Linked DNA regions of Homo sapiens: region 1 is linked to region 2. Evidence: read pairs that join two places in POLR2A ChIA-PET (ENCODE). Cell type or tissue: PC-9. All regions are shown on one strand. Links, peaks and the distances in the headings refer to the core of each region. The heading gives the core; the rest is flanking DNA. Region 1 overlaps SNX33 (sorting nexin 33). Region 2 overlaps SCAMP2 (secretory carrier membrane protein 2).

Region 1 (2,899 bases), core at 119-2,618, 790 kb before region 2:
CAACCTCTCACACGGTATAGTGCTTTAAGGAGTTTCCACATCTGTAAAATGGGATAATAATAGTACCTGCCCTATAGTATAGTTGAGGCTTAACTGAACTAATATGTACACAGTTCAAAGGAGCGCACCTGAGATACAATAGAAGCTCCAGATGCTACATGTTATGGCTTGAAAACTGCTTTTCTTTTCTTTTTTTTTTTTTTTTTTAATTTGAGATGGAGTCTTGTTCTGCTGCCCAAGCTGGAGTGCAGTGGCTTGATCTCGGCTCACTGCAACCTCCGCCTGCTGGGTTCAAGCAATTCTTCTGCCTCAGCCTTCCAAGTAGCTGGGATTACAGGCACCTGCCACCATGCCTGGCTATTTTTTTGTATTTTTAGTAGAGACAGGGTTTCACTATGTTAGCCAGGCTGGTGTCGAACTCCTGTGATCCGCCCACTTCGGCCTCCCAAAGTGCTGAGATTACAGGATGAGCGGTAGAGGGAAGGCTAGATGATGGCTCAGAACCCAGAGGCTGAACCCACCCATCCCCCAGGCAAGAACTTGTCCCTACAGTCGCCACTTTGCCTTGGCCACGCTGTCCCTATGGCCCCTCCATGGAAGCTCTGTGGTCCTGGGCCTCTCTCTAGCCCACAGGACCAGTGAAGGAGCACCCAAGCCTTCCTCCCTCCTCTTTCGCCTTCTGGCTCAGCTCTCCATCCCTGGGGATCCCCTCCCCCATCTGGGAGGGCACAGTGGAAACAGCCTGGGCTGCGGAGCCAGACACACTGGACTCCAGCTCCTGCTCTGAGGCTCATCTGCATCGCTGCACCTCGTCTGTAAAACGGAAGTGACCACATCGCCCTCCTGACCTGTCGTGAGCCTTAGGACCAGCCCCGCTCTTGCTGGCTGTCAAGTTGGGGGTCCATACGTCCCAGCTTGCCCTGGACAGTTACTTTCCCCTGTTGTCCCGGGATCACTATTGCTAGGGCCCCCTTTTATGCCCCAAACTGCCCTGGTTAATTATATGGTTACCCTTCTCTTAGGAGACCCCTGGATTGGGCTACAGGGACTAGGCCCGTGGGAGGACCAGGCTCCTCTCAGCTCCAGCCAGGGTTTATGTCCCATTTTATTTCATTTTATTATTTTTCTGAAAAGCATACAAATTTGTTTAATGTAAGTTTCACATGACATGGAGCCCTCCTAAGGAAATGAAGACCCTCGGGTCCCATTTTACTCACCTAGAGACTGAGGGGAGAAATCTCTCCCAAAGTCATGTCAGATGCAAAGTTTGTCCAAATCCTGGTCTCCTGACTCCCACCTAGGCCTCCACTGTCCTTCCTCCCACACACTCACCACCCATTCAGATGTCCAGACAGGCTGGACAGAATCCTGGGGGCCCAGGACCCAACTGTTCTTCTCTTTTCTTTGAGAAGGGCTCCACCCCTAAGGCCAGCATTAGGACCCCCTCCTTATCACTCCCATTGGGCTGTGGTCCCCAAAGCCTGTCCAGTTCTGTCTCAGTACCCCCTCCCTAACTTGCCCCACACCACAGGCCTGGGAGGAGCAGTGCAGAGCCCAGAACTTAGAGTAAGCCAGAGAGGGCTTGGCCCATTGGGAGGGGTCCTCCCGGGGAGGGAAGGCAGTGGGCTGGCCTCTGTTTCAGGTCAAATGCACCAGCACAGAGGACAGTGGCCTCTGACTCTTAGAAACACCTCAAGTAGAAACTCAGAAATGGCCTATCTCAGCTCTGTCTCTCTGCCCAGGGTCAGAAAGGCTGGTCTGGCTTCCCCCCAGCCTGGGAGGCCCTGGTGTCCTTCCTAGGTGTGGGGCTGCCCTAATGTCCTCAGCTCTGCTCTGGGTGGGGGGTCCCCAGCCACTGCATGGGAGCATCTGTTTAATCATTGCATTCCCCCTCCTGCTGCCTGCACAGGAACAAGCCATCTAAGGAGCTGGTTGAACCAGCCTTCCCACTTGTGCTCAGGGAGACACCTGCCCCAGTGGGCCCCCAGCAGGCCTGGCCACCTCCCCTGCCCTACTCCTGCCCCAGTGCTCAGAGCCAGAGCTAAGGTGTCATTCTGTTTCTGAGCCATACCCTCCCCAGGAGTCCCTTCCCACCCACTCCCTTGAAGGCCTGATGGCTCACTGGGACCCCATTCCCTTGTTTTACAGATCAGGAAACTAAGGCCCAGAGGGGCAAAGGCACTCCCCGGGGACGCACAGCAATCTAGGGGCAGAGCCAAGACTAGCACTCAGGTTTGTGTTTCCTGGAGTTCAGAGGAGGAGGAAGAAAGGTAGAGATGAGAGAAAAAAAAAAAAAAACAGAAAGAAAGGAAGAGGAAGAGGATATAGCAAGGGGAGAAAGGAGGCTGGGAGCTGGAGAAGTTATAGAAGTCAACCTCTTGGTAAAGGAAAGCAAGGCCAGCTTACCCCAGGCCCTCCCTGGTGGTGGTGGGTGACATGTTTCCTGTTCCCCAGGCTCAGTGCAGAGGTCTGCCCCCTGGCCCCACCCAGAGTCAAACTCCCCACCAAGCCAGGTCTAACCTCAGGGCCCAAGGGCCAGGGAGCCAGCTCCACGCCCTGCAGACGAGTTACCAAGCAGCCCCAGGGAGGATCACACCTCTCTCCTGACATCTGCCCTCCCAGCTGTGCCCAGGACTCAGGCACCTGCTGGGGCAGCCACTGGCTCTCTCCTCAGGCAAGAAGAGAAGCCAGGCTTGGGAAGCAGGAGTTGGATAGGCCATGTGGACAGTGCCCTGGACCCCTGATTCTGCACCCCTGGCCCAGCCAGAGTGCCCCTGTGTGACCCAGGATGAGTCATTTCCCCGGCAGTTCATGGACAGCCCCAGCAGTAACAGGCAGAGGCCCATCCTGTCCCTCCCCCACAGAGGGGGTCATGAGAACTGAAAACATGGCTAGGCTT
Region 2 (2,899 bases), core at 253-2,752:
GAGGAAGTGGAATAGGTGGTGGCATTGAACAGAGAAAACCTTTCAGTGTTTGTAAGTTGCCAAGTCACACAATATCACTTTCACACATTGCCTCCTTGCAGTTAAAAGATAATCTCAGTGTTGTGGCTGCTTCCCAAGGATTTGAAATATTTCTCTCCTGTGGAAGGAAGAAGTGGTGGCAGAAACGTGATTTGGGTGTGAACAAAGTTACTTGAATTTCCCTGTGCAGACAGTGGGACCTTCCCAGAGAGGGTTGGCCCCAGCTTGACCATAACTTTGGGAATTCTTGGAATAACCAGATGGACCTGGTAGAACTTTCCTGTGTAACAGAGCATTGTCTCAAGAAATTTGAAAATGGCAGGGTTCTTACAGCTTCACTGTGACTACAGACAGCTGCCCAGATAGGATTCCTGCCTTTATGGTTGGCACCTGGAGCCAGGCTGGGTGTTAAAACTTGGGTAGAGAGATAGGTGAACTTTGACTCTTCCGTTAAGTCTTCTTTGGAAACACTTGGGGTAAGATAATCTTAATTTCAGAGAAATGGTAATATTTAACCAGGACAAACAAGGGGTACTTGCTGTTCATTCAGAGAAGAGTGCTGTGCACATTTGCAAACTGTGACCCATCCAGCAAGTGCTGCTTTGAGATGTTCACGTTAGTGCACATCACTGAGGTCATGCTGCTCTGCAGGCCTGTGCAGGAGACCATGGTAAATGAGCACAGTATGTGATCAATGGCTTCTGGCAGGAGAGCTAAGAAATACTCACTGAGGCTGGGGCGCAGTGGCTCACGCCTGTAATCCCAGCACTTTGGGAGGCCAAGGCGGGCGGATCACAAGGTCAGGAGTTCGAGACCAGCCTGGCCAATATGGTGAAACCCCATCTCTACTAAAAATGCAAAAATTAGCCAGGCGTGATGGCGGGCACCTGTAGTTCCAGCTACTCGGGAGGCTGAGGCAGGAGAATCGCTTGAACCCGGGAGGCGGAGGTTGCAGCGAGCCGAGATTGCACCACTGCCCCCCAGCCTGCATGACAGAGCGAGACTCCATCTCAAAAAAAAAAAAAAAAGAAAGAAAATAAATGCTCACTGAGAGTGACAGCACATCACAAGTGGGATCAGGGCAGTGTCCAAAGGAGCTGGGAGGGCTCTCAGGAGGAAGGGCAGAGACCTGTGGCACAGAGGGCTTGGACTGAAAGCAGAAAGCCTGGCAGATGGGAAAACAGGGTTATTCATTTATTTTTTGAGACAGAGTCACACTCCCGAGTAGCTGGGATTACAGGCGTGCACTAGCATGCCTGGCTAATTTTTGTATTTTTCGTAGAGGTGGGGTTTCAACCACGTTGGTCAGGCTGGTCTCAAACTCCTGATCTCAGGTGATCCACCCACCTCGGTCTCCCGGAATGCTAGGATTACAGGTGTGAGCCACCACGCCCGGCCAGAAAACAGAGTATTTTTGGGTGAAGTAGTGCCAAGAACCAAAAGTCGCTCCTGCTTGCTGTCATCCCTGTACTCCTGTGTCCACTCTTACCCCTGCACCCCCAGGCATGTCCTCACTCTTAGATCTTAATGGTCTCTTAGGGAGTCATGAGCCTGGGATGCGTCTGCTGCTTGTGACTCACATGCTTGTTTGGCCAGTCTCTTGAAATTCTCTCCATCCTTGGCCTCTTTTATCCTGATAATTCTCACCTTCCTCAGCCTGTTTTCACTTCCTGTCTCATACATTTAGGAGTATTCCAGAGTTCTTTTTTTGTTTTTATTCATGCTATTGGAAGTTCAGAACTTAAACTTTGTCTTTCTTTTTTTTCTTTTCTTTTCTTTTCCTCCCCTCCCCTCCCCTCCCTCCCTCCTTTCCTTCCTTCCTTCCTTCCTTCCTTCCTTCCTTCCTTCCTTCCTTCCTTCCTTCCTTCCTTCCTTCGAGACAGAGTCTCACTGTGTTGCCTAGGCCGAAGTGCAGTGGCACAATCACGGCTCACTGCAGCCTCAATCTCCTAGGCTCCAGAAATCCTCCCATCTCAGCCTCCCAAGTAGCTGGGACTACAGGCAAACACCATCGTGCCTGGCTTTTTTTTTTTTTTTTTTTGGAGAAATGAGGTCTCACTTTGTTGCCCAGGCTAGTCTCGAACTCCTGGATTCAAGCAATCCTGCCTCAACCTCCCAAAGTGCTGGGTTTACCCTGTTCTCACTTTATACCTTCATTTCTATGACTTCAGAATAGCATCCACATTTCAGCGATCCCAGATCTAGATCTCTAGTTCTCAGCTTCCTCCTGAGCTCAGACCACTATTTCAAACTCACACCTGCACCTTCCCAATCCTTCCAACCAGAAATATTCCACAGCTATCTCCAACCTGACTCAATATCTTCTCGGATCCTCTCCCTACCCCACCACACCCACCCTTGAAAAACCTGTTCCTCCTCTCCCACAGTCACTTATTTTGGGCACTCCTTTCTTTCTTTTTTCTTTTCTTTTCTTTTTTTTTTTTTTGAGACAAAGTCTTGCTCTGTTGCCCAGGCTGGAGTGCAGTGGTGCTATCTTGGCTCACTGCAACCTCTGCCCCCTGGGTTTAAGCGATTCTCCTGCCTCAGCCTCCCAAGTAGCTGGGACTACAGGCGCATGCCACCACGCCCGGCTAATTTTTGTATTTTCAGTAGAGATGGGGTTTCACTATGTTGGCCAGGCTAGTCTCAAACTCCTGACCTCAGGTGATCCACCTGCCTTGGCCTCCCAAAGTGCTGGGATTACAGGCGTGAGCAACTGTGCCTGGCCTTTTTTTTTTTTTTTTTTTTTTTTGAGATAGAGTCAGGGTGGAGTGCAGTGGTGTGATCTCAGCTCACTGCAGCCTCCACCTCTCCTGGGTTCAAGCAATTCTTCTGCCTTAGCCTCCTGAGTAGCTGGGAT

What was found. ChIA-PET counts read pairs that join two places held together with the same protein. Peaks named below come from ENCODE experiments on the same cell type or tissue, not always from the same donor. Only the 100,000 strongest peaks of a DNase experiment are listed, where the experiment ranks them.
Region 1: POLR2A ChIA-PET joins it to region 2 with 40 read pairs; 1 of 35 experiments calls an interaction of 5 or more read pairs at or near these places.

The regions. Positions count from the first base shown.
Region 1 is chr15:75,651,406-75,654,304 of GRCh38, reverse strand. The region is part of intron 1 of SNX33 (sorting nexin 33); the gene reads right to left. Among named protein-coding and RNA genes, the nearest start is that of SNX33, 4.9 kb to the right of the region's middle. RefSeq lists enhancers at 215-766, 767-1,319, 2,284-2,899. In PC-9, for the core only: no CTCF peak of the experiment used is centred there; no DNase peak of the experiment used is centred there; H3K4me3 peaks cover 1,327 bases; H3K27ac peaks cover 629 bases.
Region 2 is chr15:74,864,967-74,867,865 of GRCh38, reverse strand. All of the region lies in intron 1 of SCAMP2 (secretory carrier membrane protein 2), which reads left to right. Among named protein-coding and RNA genes, the nearest start is that of SCAMP2, 6.9 kb to the left of the region's middle. RefSeq lists an enhancer at 1,375-2,306. In PC-9, for the core only: no CTCF peak of the experiment used is centred there; a DNase peak (open chromatin) is centred at 1,605; H3K27ac peaks cover 1,084 bases.